5 separate regions of the Homo sapiens genome follow, and regions 2, 3, 4 and 5 are each linked to region 1. A link is a loop called in an ENCODE intact Hi-C map of the cell type or tissue named here. Cell type or tissue: Panc1. All regions are shown on one strand. Links, peaks and the distances in the headings refer to the core of each region. The heading gives the core; the rest is flanking DNA. Region 1 has its middle 11 kb from the start of BMP5. Region 2 overlaps HMGCLL1 (3-hydroxy-3-methylglutaryl-CoA lyase like 1). Region 3 overlaps HMGCLL1 (3-hydroxy-3-methylglutaryl-CoA lyase like 1). Region 4 has its middle 45 kb from the start of COL21A1. Region 5 has its middle 60 kb from the start of HMGCLL1.

Evidence for each region. A loop is a pair of places that touch in the nucleus more often than their neighbours do. Peaks named below come from ENCODE experiments on the same cell type or tissue, not always from the same donor. Only the 100,000 strongest peaks of a DNase experiment are listed, where the experiment ranks them.
Region 2: it touches region 1 in a loop (8-fold over the local background); 52 of 110 quality-filtered maps call a loop at or near these places.
Region 3: it touches region 1 in a loop (1.9-fold over the local background); 3 of 110 quality-filtered maps call a loop at or near these places.
Region 4: it touches region 1 in a loop (4-fold over the local background); 4 of 110 quality-filtered maps call a loop at or near these places.
Region 5: a loop joins it to region 1, with 2.2 times the contacts of the local background. A loop is called at or near these places in 5 of 110 quality-filtered maps.

The regions. Positions count from the first base shown.
Region 1 is chr6:55,883,762-55,890,349 of GRCh38, reverse strand. No RefSeq gene overlaps it. Among named protein-coding and RNA genes, the nearest start is that of BMP5, 11 kb to the right of the region's middle. In Panc1, for the core only: a CTCF peak has its summit at 3,721; a DNase peak (open chromatin) is centred at 3,949; H3K27ac peaks cover 4,862 bases.
Region 2 is chr6:55,443,175-55,449,762 of GRCh38, reverse strand. The region is part of intron 7 of HMGCLL1 (3-hydroxy-3-methylglutaryl-CoA lyase like 1); the gene reads left to right. Among named protein-coding and RNA genes, the nearest start is that of GFRAL, 120 kb to the right of the region's middle. In Panc1, for the core only: CTCF peaks have their summits at 3,768 and 3,974 (motif pointing left); a DNase peak (open chromatin) is centred at 3,892; H3K27ac peaks cover 5,000 bases.
Region 3 is chr6:55,541,522-55,548,109 of GRCh38, reverse strand. It overlaps HMGCLL1 (3-hydroxy-3-methylglutaryl-CoA lyase like 1), which reads left to right. Exons shown (of 9, transcript NM_001042406.2): 2 at 5,970-6,050; 3 at 6,274-6,381. Among named protein-coding and RNA genes, the nearest start is that of HMGCLL1, 34 kb to the left of the region's middle. In Panc1, for the core only: CTCF peaks have their summits at 3,776 and 3,977; a DNase peak (open chromatin) is centred at 3,980; H3K27ac peaks cover 3,474 bases.
Region 4 is chr6:56,288,933-56,295,520 of GRCh38, reverse strand. It overlaps a transcript of COL21A1 not described here. Among named protein-coding and RNA genes, the nearest start is that of COL21A1, 45 kb to the right of the region's middle. In Panc1, for the core only: CTCF peaks have their summits at 2,558 and 2,765 (motif pointing right); a DNase peak (open chromatin) is centred at 2,770; H3K27ac peaks cover 853 bases.
Region 5 is chr6:55,635,706-55,642,293 of GRCh38, reverse strand. It overlaps a transcript of HMGCLL1 not described here. Among named protein-coding and RNA genes, the nearest start is that of HMGCLL1, 60 kb to the right of the region's middle. In Panc1, for the core only: a CTCF peak has its summit at 2,915; DNase peaks (open chromatin) are centred at 4,803, 4,963 and 5,213; H3K27ac peaks cover 4,609 bases.

The DNA of each region.
Region 1 (6,588 bases), core at 644-5,643:
CGTCTTTTTATATGTAGTCAGTTGTTTAATGTTTGCTTCTTCCTTAGAATAATAAAGTTACTTCCATGAAAGCAGAGATATTTTACTTCTAATAAATGTATTCCTGGTACCATCTTAAATGCCTAGCTTATGGTAAGGCAATAAAGTATGTATTCAATGAATGTGTAAATGAATGATAAAATTACAAAAGAAACACATTTCTCAGGTACTAAATTTTAAAAGAAAAATTCATGTGATGCTCATATAGGAGTTTATGTAGAGATGAACAATGTTCTCAGCATCAGTGTTATAGATGTACTAAACTAATATGACTTATATTATACTTTATCCCTAAAATCAGATTTTCTCAAGGGGTGTATTAATGGCATGCTCATTAAGTTATCTTTTCTAAGTAACTTGTTTCTTAGCTCATGTTAAATAAAATCATAAAACAGGTTTTTGTATTTATTTTCTTTGATGAGTATAAAAATGTTAATATCTGTAAGATTGATTTATGACAGGTTCATATTCTGTGGACAGTGGATTATCAGGTGATATTGTTTAACATTTCATTATACATATTGAGATATTAATATTAGTCATTTTTCTAAATTAAAGGATATTTTAGGTAAAGAAACTACTAATGCTGTATAACAAATTACTCCCTGCTGTGGTTTGAATGTGTCTATTGCCTCCAAAATTCATGTTGAAAACTTAATCTCCATTGTGGTGGTATAAAGAGATGTAGCCTTGGGAGAAGTCATGATCTTATGAACGGATCAGTGTCTTACAAAAGGGCCGGAGAGAACTAAGTTAGACCCTTTTTGCCCTTCTTTTTCCTGCTGCATGAGGAAATAATGTGTCCTTTCTGCCATATTAAGTAATCAGCAAGAAGGCCCTCACCAGAGACAGACTGCTGCCATCTTGATCTTGAACTTCTCAGCTTCCAGAACTATAAGAAATAAATTTCTGCTCTTTATAAATGATTCAATCTCAGGTATTTTGTTATAGCAGCAAAATAGACTAAGACATTCCTATACATAGAAAGTGAAAGCAATGAACATTTATTATGTTACATTTTCTGTGCATCAAGAATCTGGTGACAACATAAATCGATACCTCTGGCTTAAGGTCTCTTTTGAGACTGTGGTTAAGTTATTGAATGTAGCTGTGGTATCCTCTGATGGTTTCATGGGGGTGGGTGGGTAGAGGGATTTGCTTCCACGTTTATTCATATGGCTTTTGGCAGGCCTCAGATCTGCTTCGAAGCTCACACATGTGGTTGCTAGTAGGCCTTAGTTCCTCACCATGTGGGCCTCTTCAGAGGCCCTCTGAAAGTCGTCACCACAGGACAGCTGGTGATCCAAGAGACAGAAAGCCTGAGAGTGAGAAAGAGAGAACACGCAAGTTGGAAGTTAGTCATTTTATAATCTAATAGTAGAAGTAACGTTCCATTACTTCTTATGTATTTTATTCATTACGAGCAGTCAATAAATTCAGCCCACACTTCAGGGGAGGGGATTACACTAGGGCAGGAGGACCAGGGGCCATTTTAGAGGCTGCCATTATCTGTATCAGGACCTAAACCAAAACATTTTCTTGAGGTATTCACATTTTTACACTGAAGAACATATGAATATTCTTTAACAATTTTGAAGACATTCTTACTATTTGGCTACCTGCACCATGGAAAGTTTTTCTATGATTGTTTCAAGCAATACTTGAGAGTATTAATAGTAGTGACTATTAGGGTAGTTGTTATTGAAATCTCTTTGTAAATATTATATTGAGACAAAGACACTGTTTAAGAGAAACCTGCCATGTATTGAAAAGATAGATATCCAACTATCTTTTTTATATTTCTTTCTGTATCTTTTTTGTAATATATGTGGATACATTTCCCAGATCTATCTTCATTAAATTTTTCCCTTCAGCTGTGTGAAATCGGACCATTTATTGATTGATTTTTTAAAAAATTGGTGTTCATAATTTTATTTCTATTAAATTTTTATTAATTTTCAAATCCTCCTGTTCTTTTATCAATGTCCTGCTTTAAAAAATTATGATTTCTATTTCTTTTGTTGTGGCTTTACCATTTTAAACATAGTTTTAAAAGTTTACTTTGGATGGTTTTATTCCCTCCAGTTTGGGGATGTGCAGTACTTCCTGCTGTCTTACTTGACAGCTCCTGCTCAGTTTAGATTGCTTCCTTATATGGTTTGTAGTTTTTGATTTTAAACTTTTCTTTAATAAGTATTTTCTCCCTGTGCAGAATTCTGTGGACTCTAGTGCTTAAAGGGAAGCTATTAATATGTATCTATGCTATGTTTGTTCAATTGGTTTAAAACAAGTTTTTAATATTGAGACTTGGGAATTCTACCACTAACCTTAAGGACAGCAGAGTACCATGAACTATTTAATTTTATTTATTTATCGTATCGTATCGTATCATATCGTATCGTATCGTATCGTATCGTATTGTATTTTTTGAGACGGAATCTTGCTCTGTTGCCCAGGCTGGAGTGCAGTGGCGCGATCTTGGCTCACTGCAACCTCTGCCTCCCGGGTGCAAGCAATTCTCTGCCTCAGCCTCCTGAGTAACTGGGATTACAGATGCCCGCCACCCTGCTAGGCTAATTTTTGTATGTTTAGTAGAGATGGTTTCACTGTCTTGCCCAGGCTGGTCTTGAACTCCTGACCTCGTGATCCACCTGCTTCGGCCTCCCAAAGTGCTGGGATTACAGTTGTGAGCCACCATGCCTGGCCTTGTTTTAATTTTTAAAGGAGAATTTTAATTTATTTTTCACTTATATCCTTAGGCCAAATCAAATATTACTTCACTAGGGGTTATTATTTTATCTCTCTCTTCAATTGCTCAGAGGTCCCCCCTTTATTTTCCTAGCTCTCTATAAGGATCTCAAGTTCAACATCTATCTTCATGTAAGTCCAAGGTAATATTCATGTCTCTATATGGACAGTTAATCTGCATCCCCTAGAAATGCGGCTTTTCCTGAGCCTGATAACCCCCTAAACATCTATTGAGTCATTTTGTAAATTATCTGGTTTTACATTTCTTCTTTGTTGTTGGTGCCTAGGAATTTCTCTTATTTTCCTTTAAGCTCATCTGTATATTTCACTTCATTATTTTGATTACATGTGATTTACTGTTTACTTATGTAGCAAGAGATGTGCTTTTTTACTACAGTCAGGTTGTAAGAACTGTACTGAAAAATAATAATAGAATTTGTTATTGAACCAATTCCTTTATTTACTTTTGAAATTTGTTGTTGAACCAATTCCTTTATTTACTTTATTTATCAATGTATATCTTCCTTCCCATCCTTGATTTCCTTTATTTTACATTGACCCCATGTAGAGACAACCTCATAATTTCAGATCCTGTCCTACGTGAAATCTATGTCTATGTAGAGCCTTTCATTTCTTTTCACCCACGAAATTAGTCTCTAGATGTGCCTAGGTACTTACTGTATAATTTTTTACCCTATAATTTAAAACTGTGTACATAAAATACTTATGGGGTGAGAAGGTATAAATCCTTCTAGCCGAAAGAAATGTAATTAGTGTTTCGGCATATTTGAGTGTGTCGTTGCAAAATACTGTTCTCTAGGTTAGTGGTGTGGTTTGGTATAAAAGAAGTAATAGAAATGTTCATAACAGAGACCCAGGATATAAAAGTCCCTTTGTGTTTTTCATTACAAGGTCATTACTTGCCATTCTTTACAAAATAAACATGAAGAATTGTTTCCAGGTTCTAAAGTTCAAGAGTTTTTGGACAAACTTAGTAAAATGGTAAGTGAAATACTTAAAGAACTGTAACTGAAAAGCAAAAATTTAAAGATGTATATTTTCATAGCAATAGAGATAGGATTATTATTTCTAAAAGCTTAAAGTGTGTCTAAACATTTCCATTCAAAAAGGTTACAGTAAATTTCTGCAACTTTACAATTTATATAACCAAGAGGTGGCAGTGTTCCATCTAGTTTCCTTTGGAAACTCATTCTCCAGAGGTAAAATTTTCAGATGTATTCTAATTAACTTTTAAAACAATTGACTTTTATTAAATTAATAAATACTACTATCACATGTACTTAAAATAATTATAATTGAGTAGCATTTTTTGAGTATAAGAACATTAAAGCATTACTGTATAGAATAGTTTGATCTGAACAGCCAAAAATTAGACATTTTCAACATCATCATATGGGTGTTTTACATCTAAAATACTTTGTTACTAGATTGTCTCTTTGGTGTTCTACTCTGTCTTTAATATTAATTAATTTATTTTGTAACACTATGAAAACAGTGATTTATCTTCATGTCTAACTAGTTAATAAGGGGAATAGTTTGGATTGAGAGTTCGTAACAGACAATATAATTTCATCATTATCTTTCAACATTTTCTTCAAGAAGAAAATAATAAACATTTATGAATATTTTCATCTATTGAAAATACATACAAATACAATCTTCAGCTATTAGTATTACAATGAAAGCAGCTAACATAAATAATTGAAACAGATTTCAATCCCAAATTCCAAATCTGTTCCAGAAAATCTTAAATGAAAGCTTATTGGAGGCACAAATTCTCTTTTACAAGTATGTCCTGGCAATAATTGACTTAACAGTCAATTATTACAAACAAAATCCAGGTTTCTTAATTAAAATACAAAATATTGGCTCTCCTACTTAGCCTGAAATAAGTTATGTCTTAAGGAGACTGCAATTATGGTGGCGCCTTCTAATGCCACTGATGGTCAGAGCCTGTCAGTGTTTGTATAAAAACTAATTTCTTTAGAGGTTTGCAACAGTGCTGTGGATTGTTACTTCCTTAGCAAAGGCTTGGCATCAAAATTCTAAAACAGAAGTTTAGGGATTTTTTTTGAGTTTGGTCTGAACACCAAAAGACTTTCATTTTTACTCTCATAAACGTGGAAAAAGTAAATTCTACCATTTATTATAATTACATTTTTGAACTTGAGAATTTTATCTTTAAATATGTATATAAAAGTTATGAATTGGGTATATTTGGCAAATAATACTAAATATAAATTAATGAACCACTCATAGCAAATTTGAAACAAGTTTTAAACAAAGCCTTTACATATTTGAATGATAGCTATTTTTATTTGGTAAGCCCAAATAAGTTTTTATAATTGATTTTATCAAAATGAATAAAATGCATTTATTTTTCACTTATCAATGTTAGTGACAAAGTCTTTTTAAATGACTTATTTATTCATGTAAGACTCCTTAACCAGCTAACTTAAGAAAGACTTCTAGGACAGAATAGGTTACACTAGTTATAATTTTATCTTTCTTCTACTCACTTGCTTCTCAATTGAAAGAGCGGAAATGACAGTCAAATTGTCTACGGCTGGTCAGTGAGACTTGGGAAGAGAGAGAGCAAAAACCGTGAACTGATTTTTATACCTTGGATTCATACTATGTTTGCTTACTTCTATGTGTGTTTCTCAAGGAATTTAGTGTTGTTATAGGTCATATTGGCATAAGAAAATATCCTTTAGTAGATAAGCATTTTGACTGCTATGTATTAAACTGGAGAATGCATTTTTTTAAGCTGTGTTGTCATATAAACTGTGTAAAAGTTTATATGGACCAGTCACAATTGTGACATACATTTCTTAGACTTTGATACAATATTAGTAAAGTAATAAAATATATGAATAATTATAATGTTAATTTAATAGTTGTCATTGCTTATAGATGGTTTGTAAATATTTTTAAGCAAATTTATAAATTTCACTCTATGAATATTCATTCTATTGGACATCTATATATCAAACACTGTTCCTATAACACTGAGGCAACAATAATGCATAAGAAGAAATTTCCATCCTTCAAGAAGTAGTAAAATATTATAACACTTGACACTTATTATTTATTTTGTGTCAGGACCCATGCCAAGTCTTTTTATGTTTATTAACTTATTTAATCTTCATAAAACCCTAAGTGATAGCACCTGCCATTATCTCCATTTTACAGATCAGGAAACTGAGGCAGATAGTGCTTATACAATTATGAAATGGTGGAGTGAGATACAAATTTAGTCTAGTTCCTGAGCAGAGGCTTTCAATTGTTGTGTTATTTTGCTTCTCCATTTATAACAAGACAGACGTACTCTTTTCCAGATGTTCTGGTTGAAAATCAGTCTTAGGATATGTTTTGCATGATGGCAATCAGCTCCTTGGATAATCACCTTCTTAGCTCCTTAGATACTGTGATTCCATAGTAAAATTTTTTTGGAAAATGCTATATACTACACCTCCCCTTCACTACCATATTTTTAAAAATCTAAATGTGCAGTAGCATGCTAAATGTTTTGGGCGATCTCTTTGTAAAGGTATGAAAATTATACACTTCTCCACAGTGATCTGAATAATGTGACAAATGCTAAGATAGTGATTACATTTATGAAAGAATATTCACATACTGCATCCTTTAATGATTATAAAAATCTTCTGAAATATTTCTTATTAATATCCCTTTTTTAAGGTAAAGAAACCGAGGCAGATGTGTTAAGTGACATTTCACATGTAACAAAGCAGACAGTAGCAAAACCAGTGCTTG
Region 2 (6,588 bases), core at 896-5,895, 440 kb after region 1:
GTAAATGAGATGACAACTACTAAACAATTTAAAGAAATCTAAATACTAAGTCAACAGAAGAGATCCAATAAAATCGTAAAACGTTCAATTAGCAGAAGAGAAGGCAGAAAAGAGGAAAAAAATTAAAAGTGTGGAACAAATAGAAAGCAGCCAGCAAAGTGGCAGATTTTAATCTAACCTTTTATCAATTGGTATATCCGTTCCAATTGGCTATGCTGATATAAAAACACACTTCGAAATGAATAATGACTCCAACACATAGATGTTTGTTTCTCACTGATTTAACAGCCCACCACACATGTTCCTGGTAAATGAGTGTGTTGTCTCCTCCAAGTGGTCATTGAGGAACTCAGGCTGCTTCCACCTTGTGGCTCACCACTCCCTAAGGCCTCAATGTCATCTGCGTTTGGCTATTAAAGAAGAAGAATGCTTGTAGTCTCTAAGAAGACTGGTTTTAGAAATGGCCTGTTTCACTTTGCTTGCATGCCATTGGCTAGACTGTAGTCACATATCCATACCTAAGTACAGGGCAGCTTGGTAATATCAGCTAGCTGAGGGTCCTGGAAGAAGAAACAGATTTTTGGTAATAAACTAGCTCTATCTGCCACAGATAAACAGTTCAGCCACAAGGTTAGAAATTTTCACAATGTTTTTATCCATAAAAACCATCTTGGAGTTTGAAACAATAAATATACTTTACAAGAAAAATTCAGTTTCCTTTTTAGGTGCTACCTTTTTGCATTTTTAAATAGGACATCAGGTGATTCCAAAACTTAGATGATATCATTCTGAGAAATACTGAACAAGGCATGAGGGAGCCACTGTGACTGAAGCTGGATATGTTAACATCTGAGATGTTTCCAGGAAGATCTGTTGTCTCTTGCCACTCAAGTGTGTTCTGGGGGCCAGTAGTATTGGCATAATTCAGGATTGTAAATAATGCAGCATCCCAGGTACCACCTCAGACCTATTAAGTGAAACCATATGTTCATTACAGTTTCAGGAGCACTGGTCTAATTATTTTATGCCAAGATGTTAGAGAATGTGGATGGCTGTAGAAGTAAAGTGATAGGAGCATTATCCAATCAACAACAGGCAAAAGCAGATGATTCTGAGAAGAATCATCTACAGAATTTGAATGGAATTCAAGCCATGTGAGCCTGAGATAGACCAGAATACTTCTGGGGGTATGATACTGGCAAAAGAAGGAAATGACTATGAAAAAAAGTAGATAGACCTTTATTAATAAAGTTCATTTGTCCTAAATATATGAGTGGTATATATTTATTATAGAGGATTGGAAAAAAATCTAGAAGCACAAATAAATGGAACTATAGTTAGTATCCTTTTCTTTTATCTTCCATTTTCTCCTATTCATTTTTTCATATTATGTATTTTTGTATATATAGTACTGTTTATATATTTATATATTTATATTTTTGTATATATAATATTGTATTATACAGAAATATTTTACTATTTCATGATAGCCAATCTTATGTAATTTATCAACTCTGTCTCTATTTTTCAACATTTAACCTATGAACTTATTTTCACTGTTAATATTGAGTAACATTACAAAAAATATTCATCCTTGAACATCAATCTATCTGAATATTTCTGGCTGTCTTCTTGGGCTAGCTTCCTAGAAATACAATCACTAGGACAACAAATATTTACTTTCTGAAGTTGTTTGCTAATGTTGCTAACTTGTGTGGAAACTTTTCAGAAAGTCTCATAAGAAAAGGAAGCCTTTTGATTTGTCGATGTTCTTCTTCTAATTCACACCCTGCCTCCTGGAGTTGTTATATGGATTCAATGAATCAATGCATGTAAAGTGTTTAGTAATATGTCCGGCATATCGTCAGTATTTTGTTAACTATTAATATTGTGCAGTAGCACACAGTTGTTAAACCTGGATTTGCATTCTTACCTTGCCTCATACTAACCATATGAAGCAGGACATATCACTTGCCCTTCATGAACCTCAGTTTACTCATGAGTAAAATGGGCATGTGTTACTAACCACTTCAGGTTGACTTTGTGGAGCTTTATCATATGTGAAGCACATGGTACAATCCTTGTGAAAAAGTAAGCAATTCAGCAAATGTTTGCTAATAGTATTTATTATTTTTAGTCTTAAAGAAATTGAAAATTTTCTTGCTTTTTTTTTCCTTACTTCCTTCAGTGTACACACTCCCATTTCTATCTCAATTTGAATATGTCCAGTGAAGGTAGAAATATAATCTATCTCCTTTTGAAGGCAAGGAGGAGTGAAGCATTTAGGAATACTAGTTTTAAAGATGAGAAGTCTAATTATTTTGATTAATAATCACATTAGCTTAGTCATTCCTCAACATAGCTCTCTCTCTTTGCATCTATATATAATCCTATTATTTACTTACCAATTTTTATATATACTCCTGTTTACTAAAACATTGACATTATTCATGTAGGCTAACTGTTCATTATCTATGGCTTACCTATCACGTATATTATGTTCACAATACACATCAATGGCAAGTAGGGTTCTCTCTCAGGTGGTACAGTAGCTCATATAGTATCTATTTAGAGTCTTGGTTGAGAAGCAAACATCTGGGCTTATTGGAAATAAGCGTGGCCACTGAACTACGAGTAATACTTCATGTATGGGTAATTTCAGTCCTTTGGTAGAGTGAATAGTAGCTATGAGAAACAAGTTGAGAATAAAAATATTGGAAAATAAGCATATTTTGATATTTTATTCTATATGAATATTCATGTTAAAATGAATAATTTTCACTTTCAGAAATTTTATTTTAAATTAAATCTAACATTACTATAGATTATTAAATAAAATACTGATCTTAGGGGATAAAAAATGTAGATGACTTCAAAAATAATAATCCAGATCTAATTGTTTTTTGGGACTTTAGTAACCTCAATAACTAAAATTTTAGGTTTCATAAAATATTTTGAAAACATGAATATATAGATTAGAAATTTTGCAAGATGATTTTTTACTCCCTTTATTGTTGTATGTATTCATTTTATTTGGGTTATAAGACCATACAGCAACAAGAAAAAGTTGTGATGGTACTTTTAGTTAGCATATCAGCAACATCAGACCATTAGAACATCATACAGAATCAATACTCCCCAGAGCTCACCTAAGATTAGAATACAGACATGATATGTTTATGACATATCTACAGGCAATTTGCTCTCCTCCAGAAAAAGTTGCCACTAACATTTTATTCATTTCTCTCTGGCCTTAGGTCCAAGCACATATGCAGAGAGCTCAAGTAGACGGAGCACACATAACTGAATTCACCAGGTTTATGGTATCCTGGGCCATTGAGTTAATAGCTTTAATTGTGAACTTAGAGAAAATGAGAAGCCAAGGACATCTCAGTCCTTAGAGTTATAATTATATAAATGTATTTATATATGTTATATAAAAATATATTTATATATTATGTATGTTATAAATATTTAAATAAATATGTTATAAATATACATGTTATATATGTTATATATGAATATATAAATATGTATATAATTTAGAAAACATTGGTTCCCTGAGCACTAATAACAGTTGCTTCTCATTAGATAGTCATAAGCTACTTCTCAATAACAGCCAAAATATATAGTCACTTTAGTTTATAATGCTAAATTCTGTGAGCTACAGGACTTTTATTTATTCCAAGTCCCTGGCACAAAGAGTGTGCTTAATAAACACTTTTAAGTCAAAGGAAAAATACAAATATGCTGAATATATTGAACCACATTTTCATGTGTTCTACACCTTTAGTAAGAGTGTCCTTATTTTAAATGCAGAAAACCCGTTTGTTTGATAAATATAAAACTATTTACTATTTACAGTTTTGAGGGACTGCAACACAGTGAGTGGGGTTGTAAATGTTTGACTTTAACCTGGTGGATTTTGGTGCTATATTGCCACCTTGTGGTTACTCATCTAAAAATGGACTTTTCTTCAAAAACAAAAATCAAAAATAGACAAAACAAAGAATAACTGTTTTGCTTTTGTGATATATGGTGCAAACATAAGTTTGTGCTGTGTGCTTACACACACACACAGACATACAGTCACACACACACACATGCATGCACACCAGAAACCTGAGTCTGAAAGTAGTGACTGTGCTTGAAAAGGAGAGAAATGGAACATCTTTCCAAGAGTAATCCTTTAATGCCGAAAGTCTCTCATATAGGAAAATTAGCTAAGTGGCCTGTCTATTATTTTCAAACACACAATGATATGATTTCAATGGTTAAGTAAAAATGTCTTTCCACTCTTTATAATAAAGAACTAATAATAAAAAGAAATAATGTTTTTCTTCCTAGTTTTTTTCAGAGCTTGTTTACATCATATTAAAATTATTTCTGATGAAATAAGGTAGTAGATGTGAAGAAAACATACATAGTGAAATAAAATTTTCTTAGAAGATTATGACTAGAAATTTCCAAAGCAGCTCGTTTAGAAAAACGAGCATATAATTTAGTATAAGGATAACAGTATCATTGAGAAAATTTTTATTTCTGAGAAGAAAATTACACACTTAATAAAGTAGAGAATTTAGGGGAAATTGTATTAAAATATTTTTAAAGTACTGTGATTTTTTTAAAAAGAGAGACTTTAAAGGGAATTGATGCCTTAATATTCTCCTTTATAGGTCATATATCCTTGAATAAACTCTTTAAAATTGCTTAAACTTTAAATCCACATATTGCATTTAGAACTGAGTCAATTAATTTGTGAATAGAGCTTACTGAAAGAGAATCTGTGTCTAGAGCTAATCTGGTACTAGAAAATCAGAAAGACCATTTTACAAGTCCTCTTTTACTCAGATTATGTCTGCCTTCGCCAGAGTATGTTTGCAGATTAGTCCTGTAGTCTTAGATCCTAGAAAGATCCATTATTGCAAAATATGAATAAATTCAGTCTTGGATTTATTTACATTCATTTTCACTTATTTACAGTCATTTTACTACAGGTTAAAATTTCCAAAAACTTTTATATTTTACTTTTTCTACTTAGGTAGGTAATTAACATTCATTGTGGAGGCATTGGAAAACAGAATTAAAGTAAAATAATTTATCTGTAATCATAGCACCCATGATCATTACCATTAGCACTTTATATATCTCCCAAATCCTTTTTGCTTTTAGAAAATTGTGTCATGACTCTATGTACTGTTATAACATCTTCTAACCTGTTTTTCCCTTAATCATGCAGTTAAATAGCATCATCATTTTGTTTTCTAGCTACACCATAAAGCTATTCTCCATTGTGAGACATTTGGATGGTTCTCAAATTTTCATTCTTAAAAAACATACTGTGATGAGTCTTTATATAGATATATGTGTGTGTGTTATATATCCTATACAAAACCAAGATACAATATACGTCACCCATATGTATTTATTTTTATCTAGTTATTTTCTAGGATTTGTTAAATATTTCTAGAAAGGACTCTTTGATAAGGAACTGTTGGGACAAAGAATATTGACGAGTGAAGACTTATTACTAAATAATTGCTCACCCAAAGAATTCCAATTAACTGTATATTCCTACTCATTTAGGTTTGACTGTTTACCTTCAGTTCCAATAACACTCCCTTTGTCATTGATATTTATTGAACTATAATGTATATATGGAAATGTGTACAAATTATAAGCTCAATGAATTTTCACAAACTGATACTATCAATGTAATCAACTCAGTTCAAGAAATTTATTACCAGCACCCTCGAAGCTCTCCTTGTGTCTATTTATATTCACACTTCAAAGATAATTATTAACCTCTCACTGCTTTGATTAGTGTGGTCTATTTTAGGACTTTATCTAAATGAAATGACGTATGTCTTCTTTTGAGCCTGACTTTTTTCAAGCAACCTTGTGTTTGTGAAATTAGTCCATGTTGTTGAAGTTGTAGAGTGTTTTATATATTTGAGCTCTATATTATACTATTTCAATGCCAGTATTCTTTTTTAATTGTTGTCAGTCTGAAAGTATAAAATACAGTGTTACAGTTTTCACGCACAATCTTTGATTTAATGTGAGGTTGAACTTTTTTTTTTTTGGCTTCACTGGTTATTTATATTTGCTCTAGTGTGACATTGGTCATTTATTGTTCCTCTGTGGTAATACTGGTTTCTCTATTGTAAATAAATCTTTCACTCTTGCCCAAGCAATAGGTTACATTGGCCTTTAGTTACAAAATAGAAGAATGACTGTTGTTTCCTCACTCTTTCCCAAAAGGCCAATTAAGACTAAAAACTGTTGTTTTGACAAGGTAACAAGTTTCCCTTCTGGGACTCCTGTAGTTGCAGGGTCTTGATCCTCAGTAGCGAGAAAAGGAACATGATACGTGGATTCCAGATCCCAGAAGTGAATCATCCACATTTCGGGCTGAAGCCATTTCTCATCTATCCGGCTGATTCCTCTGACTTTTGCTACTTTATACTTTTTTGGGTATTTTTTCAAAACCTGCTTTTCTTGAAATGCTGACCAGTCCTGGTTAACTGTTTGCTGCCCCAGGGTACAAAGTTTCTCTAAAGTTAAAGCTGACCCATACCCCGGATT
Region 3 (6,588 bases), core at 891-5,890, 340 kb after region 1:
ATGACATAATAGTACATTACAAACTTATTTTTGCATGGTTACAAATAAATTTTTATTAAACTGCCAAAGATTGCCTGTGAATCAACGTTGGCACATAGGTATTCTGAAAGAACAGTTTCACTATCAGCTTTGTTGAGTCACCTTTCCATTCTAGAGAGATACCCAGGAAGAGAAATGTCTTTTGATTGCTCTGGATGATCAAGGTTTCTATGGATATCTGCTATATAAATGATAATAGTTTGTATTTCTCATTATATTTGATTAAAACAGAAATTAATATCTAAAAAGCAATAAATAGCAGAATGTGGAGAGTTTAACATTACCACAAAATGCACCATGTGCATATTTCAAATGAGACAACAAAAATAGATTTTCTTGGAAAAGCTGATCTCTAATGCCCCCTTAAAAAGCCTAATTTAATTTTGAAAGAAAGTCACACAATTTCCTGATTCAGCCCTCTGATCTGTGTAATAGGAACATTTGATTGGAACATCATAGCAGTTCTTGGGAATACTGGCTATGAAACAGAATATTTCAATATTCATAAAGACCTTATTTACACAAAAAAATACTTCTCAAGAAATGAAGTGCATGAAACATAAGCAAATATGTCTGGAAATTTCTACTATAGATGATGTTATTTTCCTAGGGGAAAAAAAAGCAGTACTTGTAGGGTGACTAATAAGCAATCATATCTATTACCATTAGAAGGGTTGATTGTATATATAGAAGTCATCCATTATTACTGCTGAGAAATGTGTGTGCTACACACAAGCATACACACGCTGGCATACACCCACACACACTCTAAATATTTCAGAGAAATCCCCATCAAAATATGCCTTCCATTTAATTTTATGTAAGATTGAAAAATGTGAGTGAAGCACATTACTTATGTTCTGTATAAAAGAATGATTCATTATTATTTTCTTCAACCATAACTCAATAGTTGGTGATGTATTTAATCTTAACCTAAAGAAAACTAGAATAAGAGCCAGGGAGCTTAGCTGGGTAAACTTAGGAAGTCATTTAATCTCTTTCAGGTCTGCCTACCTCACAGAGTAGCTTCACAGATGAAACGCAGATAGAAAAGTTCTTTGGAAAAGTAAAGTAACATATAAATTCAAGATAGTATTTCTTTTATTGTTACTCTATGAAAGTGAACCATTAGAAATCTGATGCCAAACGTGGGCATACGCTCAGCCATAAAACATAGCCTTTTGAAACACTCACTCTGGATAAAACATCTTTTGTTTTTTCGCTAGTATCATATACTACACTGCACATTAAACAGGATATACTGAGCTCTGTAATGTAGGACATTAAATGCTATAAAAATAAATTTTTAGACTATTGGCCTGTTTAAGAAGTATGTTTCTAACTTCTCCAGACTACATTAAAATGCAACACAATTCCTTGTAACTTACAAGTCATTCGTTAATTTTCATATATTCAGTATGTAAGAAAAGTGTCCCTCCCCATCCCTGCCTCACAGTTGCTTCCAGATCTCTATAGCACTAAAATGTAAGCTAGTTATGGGCAGGAGTTTTGGTTGAATGATTCACCTCCTATACCCAATAACTATAATAATGCTACTTAGCATGTGTTAGCTAAAAGAAAGTTCAATTTTACTTGTCCAAATTTTATTCATTCATTTAGTCAAACATTGATCAAGTGCTTATTATGTATCCATTTTGATAACTCTGAGGGTTTTAATAAAAAAGGAGAAACAGGCAAGCAAAGAAGTACTCATAGATATGCTTTAAAATAGGCTTCTACAAAACGTTATGAAAATACAGAAATGAAATAACTTAATTCCATCTGCGGAAGTCAGAAGTCTCTTGAGTAGATGACAAATTGAATCTTGGATGATCAATAAAATCAATAAAATCAATAAAAATTTTGTTGAAAATAATTGGATATTAATGGAGTTAATAATAGTATTGAGGAACAATTTTTATGGAACCCTTGCTTATCTGCATGTTTTATTAGCAAGGCACTGATTGCCTTTCTTTGAGAATATCTTTTCAAGAATGTTTTTCTAGCAAACAGCCATAGAAAGAGAGATAGTATCTCTCTCTAAGGCAAAGGGCAGGTATGCCTACAGCCCATTATGAAATTCTGAGGTTCCCCAAGTGCAGCTCCTGCAGTGTGAGCCATTGCATATGCTGGTGTTACCTGGTCATCCTCTAGTTTCTCATTTTTAAATGGGTTGCCTTTCATACTTGTTGACTATGTGTGATTTAAGAGCCCTCTCTTACTGATCTTTAGTCTCTTCCTGAGCATTACTATCTCTGTATTGACTTTTTTTTTCTAATGAGCTTAGATATGCACAAACAATGCCTAGTAGGCAAATCCAACTAAATGTTATACAAGCACGTAGAATTCAATAATTCAAAAATAAGCTCATTATCTCCCCACCAGAACATATTTCTCCCCAGATATTCCCCAGTACATGCTGTTCCTTACCTTCTATCTTACACTTATATATAATTGGACCATTTATTACTGGCTCTAAGTTGGCATATATCAGCCCCAGCCCAATGCATGACATATGGACTGTACTCAATAATTACTTGTTGATCATATTGGATAATTTCTTCTGTCACTTCTGTCACTGGCTTAATTCAGATAGTCTAGAAAGACTAAATAGTAACATTAGATTCAAGAGGAATCAAAAACAATGTCAAGTGAACACATATTCTGCTTTGATTGAAATGGCCATAATTGTTAATAATCGGTGATTTAATTTCTTCAGATTACTTGTTAATAATGCCAGCTACAATACATTGATGCAAAGAAAGGTCCTCAGTTCTTCAACTGTATTCAGGAGGCATATGGTTATTACCTTAAAAAACACTACGTACCTTTCTTTTTCTTCTTTTTTTTTTTTTTTTGGCAAACATTGTCATTGAGTAAAAGAAAACTCTTCTGCCATGTATGTGCCAAGCTAATTGTTGTTGAAATGCAGTTTCAAGAAACAATCAGTGATAATGAGACCACATGGCTTAAGATTGCCTAGTTTTGTTTTTGTTTCATTCCTGCCAACTGAAGACTAGAGGTAATAAGAAAGAAGAGTGAGCTTTTCTTATTTACTTCACCTTCCCATGTCATATATTTTATTTATTGTTCTGTTGAAATTATAGGCATCTTGTAAATCAGGCATGATTTCATGTTGTCATCCAAATGGAGTTTAAAGCTGAGGAACCCCAGGCCTTCCTCTCATCCCTCCACTCTCTCAGGTTAACTTCATGCATCACAACCTGCACAGAAAATGCAGAAAAGAAAATTCTTTTTCTTCTAGGTTGCTTTTTTTGCTTATTGAATTGACTAATTTCATGGAAATTGTAGAGAGTGGTCTGTAAACATTGTAATGGGGACCATCTGGGTTCTTTTGCTGATAGCTCAGAATGCTGATAAAACCAATAACAGCTCTGGACCCTAAAAATGGCCTTTGAATATTTTTTGTTCCACAGACTTGAATTTGGTTCTGCATTCAAAACAGCCACCTTACCCATGTATGCTTTAATTTTTACAAGGACAGAGTGTGACAGTATAAACTGGTTGGCTTGAATTCATCATTCCTGATAAAAGGCAAAAACAAGCAAACAAAAACTTTTGAAGTACAGGTTCTGTGGTTCTGGGCTGATTCTGTCAACTATCCACTTAAAGAACTTGAATATGGGTTACCCAAACTTAACTCGGCTCAGAGGTACCAAGAGATTATGTTGGTACAGTCTGGAAAGATGGAGTATGCTTCTGACTTTAACTGCAATATACTATTTCAAAGGCTGTTTCGTTTTCCCCCGATTTTAAATAACAGCCTTCTAAATGGGCATATTTAGAAGGCAAATATATCTTCTAAACTAGATCCATGGTACCTAGTCTGAAACCAGAGGTTTCAGAAACCAGACCATTTGCCATCTCAGATTTTAGCAAAAGGTAGAACAAGGGGTTTGTTACATTTGGCTGGAGCTAGGCTGCTCCCAGTGGGTTATTGTGGTATAGGTTCCACTAGGAATAGGTCTGTCTTTCAGGGAGCGACACTTAGGTGGTAGCTGTGCTGTGTGACCTAGAGAAAAAATAAGCAGCAAATTGTCTTTTCTAGCCTCAGTTTTCTGGGCCCAATTCCCAAAACCAAATTCATATTCAAGTTCAAGGTAGAGAGGGTGGCATCCTGTATACCTCTTCATGGAAGTAGAAATAGTCTTTTAACTTAAAGAGTTATTTATTTATTTAGACAGGGTCTAATTGCGTCACCCAGGCTGGAATGCAGTGGCACAACCACTGCTCACTGCAGCCTTGATCCCCTGGACTCAAGCAATCTTCCCACCTCAGCCTTCCAAGTAGAGTAGCTGGGACTTTAGGATACACCACCCCCATCACGCCTGACTAATTTTTGATTTTTTGTTTTTTTTAAGAGAGATGAGGTTTCACTATGTTGCCCTGGCTGGTCTCAAACTCCTGGGCTCAAGCAAATATGCCTTGGCCTTCCAAAGTGCTGGCAAAAAAATATATATATATAAATATATAAATATATATAAAAATATATAAATATATATGTAAATATATATATACACATAAAAATATATATATTATATATGATATATATGATATATATCATATATATATTATATATGATATATATGATATATATCATATATATCATATATGATATATGATATATATCATATATGATTTTATATTATATATGAGATATTATATATCATATAATATATATAATATATAATATATCATATTATATATCATATATGATATATAATATATATTATATATTATATATCATATATGATATATAATATATTATATATAATATAGATATATTATATTATATATTATATATCTATATTATATCTATATTATATATTATATAATATATAATATATAATATATAATATATTATATATTATATATTATATATTATATATATAATATATATAATATATAATATATCATATATATGATATATATTATATATTATATCATATATTATATTATATATATCACACCTGTATATATATTATATATCATATATATGATATATTATATATGATGTATTATATATCTATATATGATATATTATAATAATTTATAATATATATTGTATTATTTATAATATATATTATATATTATTTATATACACTTATAAATATAGTAATATAATAACAATCTAATAACAATATAAATAATCTAAATATATAAATATATAAAAATATAAAAATATATAAATATATATATATTTATATATAATACATATATATTACATATATATGTAATATATATATATAAATATAGGTATATATATTTTTTGAGATGGAATTCCGCACTGTCACCAAGGCTGGAGTGCAATGGCACGATCTCAGCTCACTGCAACCTCCGCCTCCTGGGTTCAAGTGATTCTCCTACCTCAGCCTCCCAAATAGCTGGGATTATAGGCACCCACCACTATGCCCAGTTAATTTCTTGTATTTTTAGTAGAGACAGGGTTACACTATGTTGGCCAGGCTGATCTCAAACTCCTGACCTCATGATCCTCCCACCTCAGCCTCCCAATGTGTTGGGATTACAGGCGTGAGCCACTGTGCCTGGTCAAGATGTAATTTTTAAATGAACTCTAACAGTAGTTAGTTTATTGTCATATGCGGAATCACCCAACAGATTTGATCTTTAGGTCCTGAGTAAATCAATTATTCTTCAATTATATTTTATAAATTAATCTTTTGAATTTTAATCATAACTAGACTAAATATCACTTGGTTATAAGGAAAAAATACTTCATGTTGCAAGTAATATAAATAGTGCATTTTCATGATATCATTGTATTGATTTTTCAGTATTTTAATTCTCTGGGGTAAGAGTATAACAAAGTGCAGTTGTTTAACTTTTCAAATAAGCAAATGTAACAATCTAAAAGTTACGTTATCTTGTTCTTACATTTTGCATTTCAGGAAACATCCCAGTTATCTGGACTCCCTGAGTTTGTTAAAATAGTAGAAGTTGGGCCTAGGGATGGATTGCAGAATGAAAAGGTAGTTTTACATCATTTACTTCAAATGCTGTCTACAAATTAATAAATTTAAGATTGTAAAGATTTACATGGATTTCATATGTTATCTGATTATATTTTTTCTCAATTGCTACTTGAATTTGTAAATTACAAATAATACTCACTTTGACTTAGGAAGTAATTTTCTGTTTGTGCTTAAATAGGACCTATACAATTTACTTATAAAATATTTTTTGTTTTCATAGGTTATAGTTCCTACAGATATAAAAATTGAATTTATCAATCGACTTTCCCAAACTGGCTTGTCTGTAATAGAAGTGACTAGCTTTGTGTCTTCCAGATGGGTACCACAGGTATGTAAACCCACAATTTCTTAATTAGATCCTAATTCAACTTCACCAAAAAATATTTGGTAAATACTGTGATATTAACTTGATATAATTACTAATTTTCCATATTCTTTCAAAATATTAACCTGTGGACTGTGATATGATTAAATAAAAACCCTTTGATGAAGTCCTACAAGTTACTTAGAACTTTATACTAAGCCTGTGTGAGTA
Region 4 (6,588 bases), core at 624-5,623, 410 kb before region 1:
CTATGGATTCAATGGAATCCTAATAAAATCTCAACAAGTTACTTTGTGGATGTTGACAAACTGATTCTAAAGTTTATTTGAAAAGTCAAAAGACCCAGAATAAAAACATATTGAAGGAGAAAAGCAAAGTCAGCAGGTCGACATAGCTGGACTTCAAAACTTACTATGAAGCTACAGTATTCAAAACAGTGTGGTACTGGTGAAAGAACAGGCAAATAGACCAATGGAATGGAACAGGGAGCCCAGAAATAGACTCACATGAATGTAGTCAACTGATCTTTGACGAAGGACAAAGGCAATTCAATAGAAAAAAACCCAATCTTTTCAACAAATGCTACTGGAATAATTGAATACCCATGAGTAAAAAAAATAAAATAAAATGAAAAAGATTCCAAACACAGACCTTGCACCCTTCACAAAAATTAACTCAAAATGGATCATAGACGTACATGCAAAATGCAAAACTGTAGAACAGCTGGAAGATAACACAGGAGAAACTCTTAAGTGACTTTGACTTTTTTATATACAATACCAAAAACACTATTCATGAAAGAAAAATTGAGAAGTTGGACTTTATTAAAATTAAAAACTTCTGCTTTGTGAAAGACACTTTTAAGAGAAGGAAGAAACAGCCACTGACTGGGAAAAAAATTTCTGCCACCATATCTGATAAAGGGCTAGTATCCAAAATATACAAAGAACTCCTTTTAAAACTCAAAAATACAAAAGCAAATGACCCAACTAAAATATGAGCAAAAGATCTGAACAGACGCCTCACCAAAAAATAAACATACAGGAGATACTCAACATCATTTGTCATTTAGAGAACTGTACATTAAAACAATGAGATACCACTATACACATTATACATTTGTCAAAGCCCATAGAATGTGTAACACAAACAGTGACCCCTAATGTAAATTATGGGCTATCGTTAGTATTGCCGTATCAGTAGTGCATCAGTTGTAACAAATATACCACACTAATGCAAGATGTTAAAAATAGGTGAAAATATATGTGTGTATATGGGCAAAGGGAATAGACAGGAATTCTCAATATTCTGATCAGTTTTCTATAAACCTAAAGCCTAACATTATAAACAAAAAATATGTGAAATTGCTTTTCACTTGAATATACATTGTAGAAATATGCAATGTATTTTATATGCACCGTAGAACATTATGCATTATTTCTTGACCCTTTGAAAGTTTTTAATCTATGGAATGTATTGATTGATTTTCAGTTTTGACTGAAAATGGCAAAGTTAAGCCCTCACACAATGCAATAAATTCACAAAGGCAGTAGAGATTTGCTACTTAATTCAATCTTGCCTTTTTGTTTGATTCAGAGTCAAAATATAATTGTAAGTGATAGTCCCATTTAGTATAGTAAAGATAGGAGTTTAGTGTGATTATGACTGGTAGAGTAACATAACAATTTGAGTTCAGTTCTGGTTCAACTAAATTGCCATTTCAAATCAATTTTGTGGTTTTATTTTAATTACGTTTGACTCACCACATGCAGTTTTCACCATATGCACTTTGCAATAAACCAGGATAAATTCCAAAAGGCGCTAGCGCATCTCAGCTGTTACAGTTCAAGTTCAGTTGCAACTTAATACAATAGAAACCTTTCTTCCTTTCATAAAAGTTTCTCATGGCTGAATGCATTTTGCATAATTAGCCAACTGTTTGGAAATTTTCATGGGACTTTTTCATTTATTTTAATTAAATTTCAAAATCCAAATCATTATCAGCTTTCATGTGTCTTCATCATAAATTTTTCATAGTAATTCTTAGATTTATTTGATAATTTTCATTTTAAATCAAGATTCCCATAAGATATTTTTGGCAACCAAGTCAAAGCTGCCTAAGGAAATGTGAAAGTTAGAAGAGATTTTTATCTATAATCTCATGTTTTATTTCATTAATGATTAAAATTAATACATTTATATGACAGTTTAACATTGGGTTTTTCTTTTAATACTGGACACTAGGTCTTCTAGTTTCTACATAGTAAATATGATTATAGTGAGTTACACCTTTTTTGTTGTTGTCTGAAGACTGTCATAATATCTTTATCTTCATATTTATTCATCAGCTCATTCATCTACACTAAAAGAATCCTTAATGTCATATGTCATGGAAACTTTAAAAAACCTGAAAATTTCAGAATACATGACTCATAAAACATGTGAGAAAAAGAATCCTATATACAAGACAATGATCGTATAAAATGACATTGTTTTGGCAAATCTGGAACACAGATGAGAACTTTTGAATCAAAATTATTGACACTTTTTACATTACTTAATTTTATTTCACGTAAAAGTTGAAAGAGAATTAATAATGTGTTTAAAACTAAAAACTGAACATGCACAAATATACGGAAACTTCTGCTTTCACTGTAGATTCAATGCAAACTCAATCTTAGTGTATTTTAAAATTATGCAGAATCTTCCTAGATTTGAAAAATATCACTTTTTATTTGCACTTTGATATGAGCTAGTCTAATGATAAAAGCATACTATAAATTTTTAAGCATAAAATTGAATACATATGTATATATACTTTATATTAACACATACATGAATGCATCCTACTTTAAATGATGTTTTAATACAATTGTTAAAAGGATTGACAACTTTCAGGAATAATTATGCTTAAGATTTAAATTCAAAATACTAGACTTTACAATTACAATCTAAGCTTGAGTTAGAGATCCTCCACTGGGTGGCAGAAGCATACCAGGAATATTCACAAATAGACCCTGGCTCAGGGAATGTGTTGTCAGTGTGTGGATGTTACCTAGGAGAATATGCTGATGCCCCTAAGAAGGTCATGCACTGACCAGTTATTTCTTCAGCTGTGTCCATGTGTTGGCACTGAGCTACTATGTTCTCCCACCTGGTATCCCTTGTGGTGAACCAGGCACATTTGCCAGATGCCTGGTAGAGGGAGATACTCCAAGCTCTGGCTAACAGGGCTTTCTCTGTGAGAGGCTGAGGCACCTGCATGGGGGAAAAACAAAAAGCAAAACAAAACAAAAAACAAAAACTTAATGCCTGGACTTACTATTTCCCTGGTGAGTTCAAGAACCCAGACTCTCTTTGGCGGGGGAGGGGGGGGGTCCCTGTTTTGTTGATATTAATTACACCATATATAAATTCAAAGTGAAGTTTTTGAATTTACTCGGGCAATTAAGGAAGGACCAAGAAAAAGATGTTTGTAATAATTTTAAACAAAAGCAGAGTAACAGGCAAGAAAATATCTAACTTTAGAGATAACACCTTGACTGAACTCATTTCTTCATCCCATTGAAAATACTCTTTATTTTTAATTTTTATTTTTTTGAGACAGAGTCTCATTCTGCGGCCCAGGCTGGAGTGCAGTAGTGTGATCTCAGCTCACTGCAACCTCCACGTCCCGGGTTCAAGCTATTCTCCTGCCTCAGCCTCCCGAGTAGCTCAGATTACAGGCGTGTACCACCACACCCAGATAATTTTTGTGTTTTTAGCAGAGACAGGGTTTCACTACGTTGGCCAGGCTGGTCTCGAACTCCTAAAACTCAGGTGATCTGCCCACCTTGGCCTCCCAAAGTGCTGGGATTACAGGCACCACACCCGGCCTGAAAATAGTCTTTACATGTAAGATGATAAACCATGGTGAAGTAGTGGTTTGTATCTTCAGCATTAGGGAACGAATTGTGATTATTTTAAAATGGGGATTGCTGCCAAGCTACTGACTAACAGGAGATAACTTATTTTAGAAGTCAAGATAGAGTGACATCCTCTAACACAGGACTTTTCACAGTATAGTACATGTAAGAATCCCTTGGGGTTCTTGCTACAATGCCGAGTCTGATTCAGTAGCTGTGCCAGTTACAGCTATTGCCTCTCAACTCCAAACCCACCCTCCTAAGCTCTGCTTTGTGGTGTTGGAGCTAGACTCTGCGACCCGCATTTTGGCTCTTAGTCTCCCTCTAGCACCCACTACTTTGTGCTCAGCTTTTGCAGTAGTGGGTGCCAGGGGGAGACTGCAAGGCCAGAAGTGGGAGAAGGCATCCGCCTGTTTGCAGCTTCTGTATCATCCCAGCAATGCTGCTTCAGTCTGGCAGCAGCGGTTCCTTTCTGTGGTAGCAGCTTCCAGTTTGCAGTTTTTTTTCCAGTGCTCTCAAAATGAACTTCACCTTGCCCCTTCAAACACCCCAGCACTGGCCAAGAAACTGCCCCTTTCTCAGGGATCCAATCTCTTTCTTTTTGTTCCCCTAACTCTAGAGTTGGAGCTGCTTTCTGCAATTGTTACCTCCATAATATATTGTTAGAGTTTTACTTTTACTCTTTCAATTACCTAGTTAACTTTATCCCTAGTTAACAGTTCTTTATACAAGATTCTCACTGTTCAGATAACTGCTGTGGTTTCTTTCCCTTCCCTTGACCCTGAGTGATGCAGTAGGTCTGAGGTGGGGCCCAAGATTCTGCATTTCTGACAAGCTCCCGGGTAATGCCCAGTCGCTGGTCCATGGATCACATTTTTAGTGGCAAGCAGAAGTGCTATTCAAAGGTGTAGAGAAGTGGTTCTCGATATTTGGCTGCACATTTGAATCACCTGGGAGCTTTAGGCAAATAGGAATGGCCATATGTCACCTCAAGTGAGCTTGATTTAGTTGGTTTGAGGTGTTGCCTAAGCATTGGGTTGTCAGTGGGTTGTTAAAATCTTCCTGGCCGGGCGTGGTGGCTCACGCCTGTAATCCCAGCACTTTTGGAGGCTGAGGCGGGTGGATCACGAGGTCAATAGATCAAGACCATCCTGGCCAACATGGGGAAACCCCATCTCTACTAAAAATACAAAAAAATTAACTGGGCATGGTGGCATGTGCTTGTAGTCCCAGCTACTCAGGAGGCCGAGGCGGGAGAATCACTTGCACCTGGGAAGCGGAGGTTGCAGTGAGCCGAGATCATGCCACTGCACTCTAACCTGGGCAACAGAGCAAGACTTCGTCTCAAAAAAAAAAAAAAAAAATCTCCTAAGTGATTCTAATATGCATCTAGAATTGAGAATCTTTGTTCTAGAGCAATGGCTGTCAATCTGGGGGCAAATTTGTCCTCCTGAGGGGACACTTGGCAATGTCTGGAGACATTTTTGGTTGTCAGAATTAGCCGGGGGATGCTACTAGTATCAAGTGGGAAGGGGCCAGGGGTGCTGCTATGCATCCTGTAATACACAGGACAGTCTTCCATGACAAAGGATGATTCTAACCACAATATCAATAGTGCTAAGGCTGAGAAACCCTGATCTCTAGATCAGGGCAAGGTCAACCCAGCTCATCTCTTTATCTGTTTGCTAATTCATTTATTTATTCATTCTGTTGTGCCAAACCTCTGTTAACCTCAACAGGGGAGGCGCCACATTCAAGAGGCTGAAGAAGGGACCTAGAGCTGGCAAGTGAGACATGGGGTTTTAATAGGGGGTTACTTACAAAGAAGACAGTCCAGTGGCAGAGGGCTGGATTAGGAACCGCCTCATATTCAGTGGCGGTGGGCTGGACAAGGTATCAGCCTTCCTACAGTCCAATGGTGGTGGGCTACACAAGATAACTGCCCAGCCCAGTGGCTGTGGGCTGGGCAGGAAAACCAAAACCGCAACTGGTTGCAAACATCAGGCAGTTTATATAGCGTTTTCACATAATAGACTCCCCTTAACGACCTCCATCTGGCAACCTTCATTTAACCTAAAACTCAAGACCTCAATCCCCTGTACAGCCTGTGTTCCAAGAAAGGGGCCAGGGGCTAAGATGTTCCTATCAGGTAATCAATGACTCTCCAGGTTGGTATTCCCGGATTCCCTAGCTCAGAACACATATTCAGGTGCATCTAGCTATACAGGGTCATTCTAAGAGTATGGTTAAATTATTACTATCAAGGGCATTTATCCTACACACATATATCTACTGAGCATTTACTATGGGCTTTTCTAGATGCTGGAGACTACATAAAGTTTCAGAACCAGGTATTATCATAAAACCTTAGCAGAGAGAAAATAGTCCCATAATGTGCATTTTAGGTGAAGATGCACGCTCTGTTTGTTTGCTACTTATTATAGGTGCTGGAAATTAACTGTAGTTCAGTGCTTGCCAACATATGTACAAGCTGCAAGGATTCTCTCAGAACCCTTAGATGTTATGTACTTTGTCTCATTGTATATTGCTGGAAGGAACTCTGGCGTCACAAGAATGACAGTCCCAAAGTGGAGAGAAAGCTGACATGTTTATCGAAACTTTCTTTTAGCTGCTAGCATGGTGCTTAATGCATATCCTTAAGAATTGAGAAATTGGTTAATATCAGTAAGAATGAATGAGTGAACACAGTAATGAATAATTGCAACCAAGTGGGCCTGCACTGTGTCAGGAGCTTTGTTAGGCACACTTTACCTATGTTGCTTTTAGTCTCTAAAGGGGAAAATTTGTCTCCATTTTAAAGTTAATATGACCAAGACTTGGAGAATTTAAATAATATGGCAATTTTACATAGCTTAGGACTCAGAGTTTGTATCATTTTATAAAGTGATAACCCTTTAAGAATACTAAAAC
Region 5 (6,588 bases), core at 670-5,669, 250 kb after region 1:
AAGAAAATGTGGCACATATACACCATGGAATACTATGCAGCCATAAAAAATGATGAGTTCGTGTCCTTTGTAGGGACATGGATGAAATTGGAAATCATCATTCTCAGTAAACTATCGCAAGAACAAAAAACCAAACACCGCATATTCTCACTCATAGGTGGGAATTGAACAATGAGATCACATGGACACAGGAAGGGGAATATCACACTCTGGGGACTGTGGTGGGGTGGGGGGAGGGGGGAGGGATAGCATTGGGAGATATACCTAATGCTAGATGACGAGTTAGTGGGTGCAGTGCACCAGCATGGCACATGTATACATATGTAACTAACCTGCACAATGTGCACATGTACCCTAAAACTTAAAGTATAATAAAAAATAAATAAATAAATAAATAAATAAATAAATAAATAAAAATAAAAAAAAATTAAAAAAAAAGAAAATTATGAGGGAATGTGAAATACCTTTATAAATTTAAAATTACAAGGATTGTTTTAGCCATCAAAACAGAAATACAATTGCTAGGAAACAGATTTGATTTTCTTCCCTTTTACAAAACGATATTTTTGCATTTGATGTTTTCTAGTTATAGAATACGTATTTATTATAATGGCTGAAATAATTGGAAGATATACAAAAATAAATTTATTCATTTCCCTACTCTCTATTCCAGTTGTGTTTTCCCTACTGTTTTCCTACTCCCTTCTTCCAATTCTGTTTTCCTAGGGTAACTACAGAGTATATCCTTGTACTTATTTCTCCTTGATCAGAAAAGCATATCTATTTGTGCATGTGTGTGAATACACACACACACACAGGCACACACACACGTATATAACATTTTTATCATTTGTTGTTATTTATAGATATTGTCTTTAATATACCTATTACTATGCAACTTGCTTTTTCACTTAGTAAATGGGCCCACCTTTTTGGTCAGTAGATCAAATTTTAACCTGTTGCTGCTCTAATTCATTAATGCATATAAATAGAAAATTAATTATATATAAGAAATTATACAACACATGCTAGCTTTAAAAATTATTCATTCTTTTTCCTTATTATTTGCTTCCCCTCTCCTTCCTGTCTTTTATAATAGCTCATAATATATACAATTATAAATACATAGTTTTTGTTACTGTTTTTTTTTACCAAAAATTTATCTGGTTTCCTATTTATCATATTTGTATGTTTTAATAATTGCTCAGTAATATCTTGTGAAAATCTCTCCAAATAAAGTGATATTACTCTAATTTATTTCTTAATGGCTTTATATTTTGATTTAGACATTTTTTGATTCTTTCACCCACTCTTTCATCAATGTGAATTTATTAGTTATTAAGTTTTGATTTATACACAAAATATAAGGATATAGTGGACATCTTTGAACATATGAAAACTGTGTCTTTCCAAAAATATTTTTAAGTCAATCGTGGGTTTGGAGAATTCCATTCAAACAACAGAAAGATAAACTTTAGTTCATAGAAGTAAAATTTTAAAATATTACACTAAATAGTATATATAATACATAAAATACAAATTTTGTAATATAATATATGTCACAAATATATATGATATAATACAAATAAGGATGTGATAATGTTTTAAAGAATAATGTAGCATGTGCCTACAATGGTGATACAATATCACTAATGCATTTGAAGGGCTTTCTCTTTTCTCAAATATCACTCTCTCCTTTCTTTCTTACACCTCATTATAGTGCTAGTGATAACACAATCTTGAATGTGAGGTTTTACATTTTTATGTTTTTATTAATTTAAATTAATTAACTAATTAATTAATATATTTCTTTATACAGCACAAGTTGTATAGCTTAATAAAAGAATGATGCTGTATGTACTCCTCTATGTCTTCTTTTTTGTATATATTATATTTATGTGATTCATTCTTGTAGTAGGCAAGCGTCTAGTTATTGTCATTAGCTTTTAGTTTTGGGCATAATTTTCAATGAATAAATGAAATTCATTTACTTGTTATCCTGTTAATGCACATTTAGTTTGTTTGTTATTTGTATGTATTGAGAAGTTAAATTACTGGAGTATTGCATGAACATCTTCAACTTTTGGAGACACTGCCAAATTCCTCCTCCCATTATTTCTCCTCCTCTTATCTCCCACCTGCCCCTCCTCCTCTTCTTATCCACTTTCTCTTCTTCTTTCCCTTTTTCTTAATCTTTCTTTCCTTCTTTCTTTTTGAGATGGAGTTTCATTCTTGTTGCCCAGGTTGGGGTGCAATGGCATGGTCTGGGCTCACTGCAACCTCCGCCTCCCGAGTTCAAGCTATTCTCCTGCCTCAGCCTCCCAGGTAGCTGGGATTACAGGCACATGCCACCACGCCTGGCTAATTTTTTTTTTCTAGTAGAGAGGGGGTTTCACCATGTTGGCCAGGCTGGTCTTGAACTCCTGACCTCAGGTGATCTGCCCGCCTCAGCCTCCTAAAGTGTTGGGATTACAGGTGTGAGCCACTGTGCCTGGCCCACGTTTCTCTTTTTCTTTTCTTTCTCCTTCATAATTTTCATTGTCATTATCCTTCTTTTCCCTAGTTTATGCAACTAGTGAAGGAAAACTAGAATAAAACTGAGAGTAGAGAACATTTATGTGATTATTAGGAGATTATAACCTTAAAACACTTAAACAAATTAGAGTGTATGGTGCTTATGTGTGGAGAGCAGCAACTTAAGTTCTAGTTCCAGCACTGCCTGTCTTTATGATATGCTCTTTCATAGACTATTCATCTCTATTTCCTTATCAATAAACAAAAATAAATATGCCTGTCTTCTCCAGTGGAATTTTAGCTCCAGAAAGACAAGAAATATGAGTATTTGGTTCAGAAACATGGTGTTTGGAAAGCATTTCCTGTGTCTAGAATAGTGCTGCCATCTAGTAGACGTTCAATAAATATTCACAGAATAAAGAATTTATGAAATAACTATTTTAGCAAGGTGTTGGTACATAATAAGTGCTCACTAAATGTTTGCTAATAAGGTACTGTCCTGCTAGTAGCAGCAAAAATGTTATCAGTAATGGTAGTGGTTATGCTGTTTTTGTTATTAGGAATAATAATAGTAGCTAACATTTATTGAGATGGCACTATATGTCAGTCACATGAATTACTTAATTTAATAGTTCAACATTTCTTTGCAGCAAGTATAAATACCATCATTTCATGAATAAGAAAACTAAAGCAAATAAAGTTTAAACAATTATTACTAATTATAACTAGAGTTTATAGAATGATACCATAGTAACTAAATAATTAGTCTGTTTATCTGTCAGATGTGTAAATATTGTCATTTTCCTGTGTTTGCCTGGGCTGCTGCTAGGACACATAGATTTAAATTTGCAAGTTATTCTTAGCAATATTTAGAACCATATGGTATAAATTTAGTGTTTATTATACTCTTGGCTTTATTCTCCTGTTTCCATTTTTTATTTATCTTAATTCCCTAAACTATTTAATTTATCTCTTTTACTGTATATATTTTTTAAAGCTACCTAAAACAAAACAAGGTTAGGAACATATGAAAACAGATTTCTTCACTTGGCATATCTCCTGTCATTTGACTAAGAATCCTGTGGATTAGGCAGCCTTATCTACATTATATAAATGAGTAAATGAAGTTTTCAAGAAGACAACATGACTTTCAAAACATAACAAAGTCTGAAAATAAAAGAATCCAGGACTCATTTCAGACTGAAAGTATTTTTTGTTTTGTTTTTGTTTTTTAGGTTTGCCTCTAAACTAGCTAGCTTCTGTCTAAACTAAGCTTTTGTCATTTGAGGTAGTTTTGGAAGCTGCATATTAAACTCTTTCTTAAAATAGATGTGTCTAAATAACTTTTTATTTCCATTTTTTTTTTTTTTTTGAGACTGAGTTTCGCTCTTGTTGCCCAGGCTGGAGTGCAATGGCACCATCTCAGCTCACTGCAACCTATGCCTCCAGGGTTCAAGGGATTCTCCTGCCTCAGCCTCCCTAGTAGCTGGGATTACAAGCGCCCGCCACCACACCCAGCTAATTTTTTGTATTTTTAGTAGAGACGGGGTTTCACTATGTTGGCCAGGCTAGTCTCGAACTCCTGACCTCAGGAGATCCACCCACCTCAGCCTCCCAAAGTGCTGGGATTACACCACGCCCAGCTATAACTTTTTATTTCTAATATCACCTTGTCCCCATCCTATTCTGCCAGTTTGGTTTATTATCACAATTGCAATGGAGACTTAATTTTATCATTTATTATAGCATCAAATTCTAGGGTCACAGCTATTTAGATCATGTTCAAAGTGAGTTTTGTAGTTTCAACATTTGACAGTAATATGGATAATACAAATTATGTTTTGGGCATCCATTGTGGATCTTCTCTTACATATTTTCTTAGTGCCCTTCCTCTTGGATTTACAAAGCCACTGTTGTGACAATGATTTAGTCTTCATTCTCTAATGAATAATTCCATTAAATATGCTGTACATACATGTATCTATGATATCAATTTAATGCTGATGGGAAACACACACACACAGACACACACAGACACATACACACACACACACACACACACACATATCAAATTATAGAAGGAAGACCAGGGGAATGTATATAATTTTGATGTTCATGCTGAGCATTCACTATTCTAGGAAGAATACAGGAGGCCTATGACTAGATATGATCTCTACTCAGAAGAGTGTATTAAATGAAATTAAGAGAGACCATTGTTTTGGATTGAGCTTATACACCAGGCCCTAACAAATCAAGCCAAGTCAAAAGGGAGTTGCTGATGTTAAATGCCACATAATCGAACTGAAACATTAAGAAAGCAAATAAATCCCAAAACAGACCAATTTTTCGTGAACATGAGATTCTAGTCTACCACAGCATAATATGTTATTCCCCTCAGCTTTAATTATTATAAAAAGTAACCCGAAGTAACCTGATGTTCACCAATGTTGGTTTTTGTTTTTGTTTTCTATATTCTGCTTCCTTATCACCACTTTACAAACCCTATAATCTACCATTGCTCAGAGGGAGCTCTCATTTTGTTCTGTAGAATGGAGACTGTGCCGATTTATGAATCTCAAATAAAAGCTCGTCAAGTCTATAGCTATACTGTTGTTATTTTCTCTTTGACAGATGTATGCTAGTTCCTTGGCTGAAACATCTTAAATGGTAATAAGGTATTTCGAAAATAGAAGGAATTCCTTGAATATGTATATCAAAAATAATGCTCCATTTGTTTTTATTTTTTAGCTGGCTCTTTAAAAAGGCAATCTTCAAATGTATTGTGTGGAGGAAGTAATTTTATTATCACACTTATTTAGACTTTGGAGGGACAACTAACTCAAGGTTTTAAAAGGTTATATCACTGCAGGAAGCCCTTTGTACCGTCCTATACTCCAGGTGGGTCTGTCAGAAGTGAATAATGATACCAGGAACTCTCTCTTCAATCTACCTTTTTCACAGAGCTTGTTTCATTTTATTAAATTTGTTAAACAGTTCATCACTTTGACCCTAAACTTTTTTCTTTATTATTATATAGATTTAAAAGTGATACCATTTTGCCTGTAATTGCAATGAGAAAAATGCATGGGGGACCTGGTGTGAATGCAAGATGCCTCCTTTGTTTGCACTCTCCAGAGGCATATTACTCATATGTTAGTTTAACACATGCCCACAGGCAACAGCTCATTGCTTAGAGTTAAGAAATATGAATCCTTACACTAAGCCATAAGTTATTTAGCTTACCAGCAATTGAATTTAAAAGATTTAGGTTGTGAGTCCAGCTGTAACACTGGAAACAAAGCATGTATAGTAATAAGGACATATGGAAATTTGAGTGAGTTGCCACTGGTATAGCCAGGAAACTTAGACCCTTTGTTCTTAGTGAGAACAAGTTACTGTACATTTTACTCATTTTTCATATTAACCTTCAAAGTTCTGTTGATGTTCCATCTTGATCTTTACCTGAATGTTTACATATACCCTCCATAATACTTGCAGGATATTTTGAACACATCAGCATTCAAAATATGCTTTAAAATGTTGGCTTTTTTTCTAGTTTAAAATGTTTTTAATCATTCCTTAATTATATTCCCTTTTGAGGTGGTCTCTACTTTATTAATATGTGTGTAGGACTGGGTTCTGTGTGATGTCCTAGGTCATATTATTAATCACTTGTGAAAATGAAACAAGTACCCTAAAATCTAGTGCTATACTTGATCATGAGACTGATATTTTCAGTGTTTCAGAGTGGAAACACCAGAGGTTCATTATGCTGCTGGAGGACTTCCAGCTACTTCTTATTAGGCTAATATCTGGGTCAGAGGGTGGGCGATGCTGGAAGACAAGACTGGGTTCCCAGAGCAGCTTCTGTGTTCAACTCTCATGGCCGCTACCAAGTGCCCAGAACTTTAACTCTACTTCTCTGGTCACATTTTTTATTCAATGTCACTATTCTTTGTGTTCAGCAATGGCCAGCATCAATAGGGCTGGAACAATGAATTTTTCTTTTATGCCCTCTGTCCTACCACTTGAGCTCTCTTTACTCTTTCTTTCTTGTCCCATTCTCATAGTGCT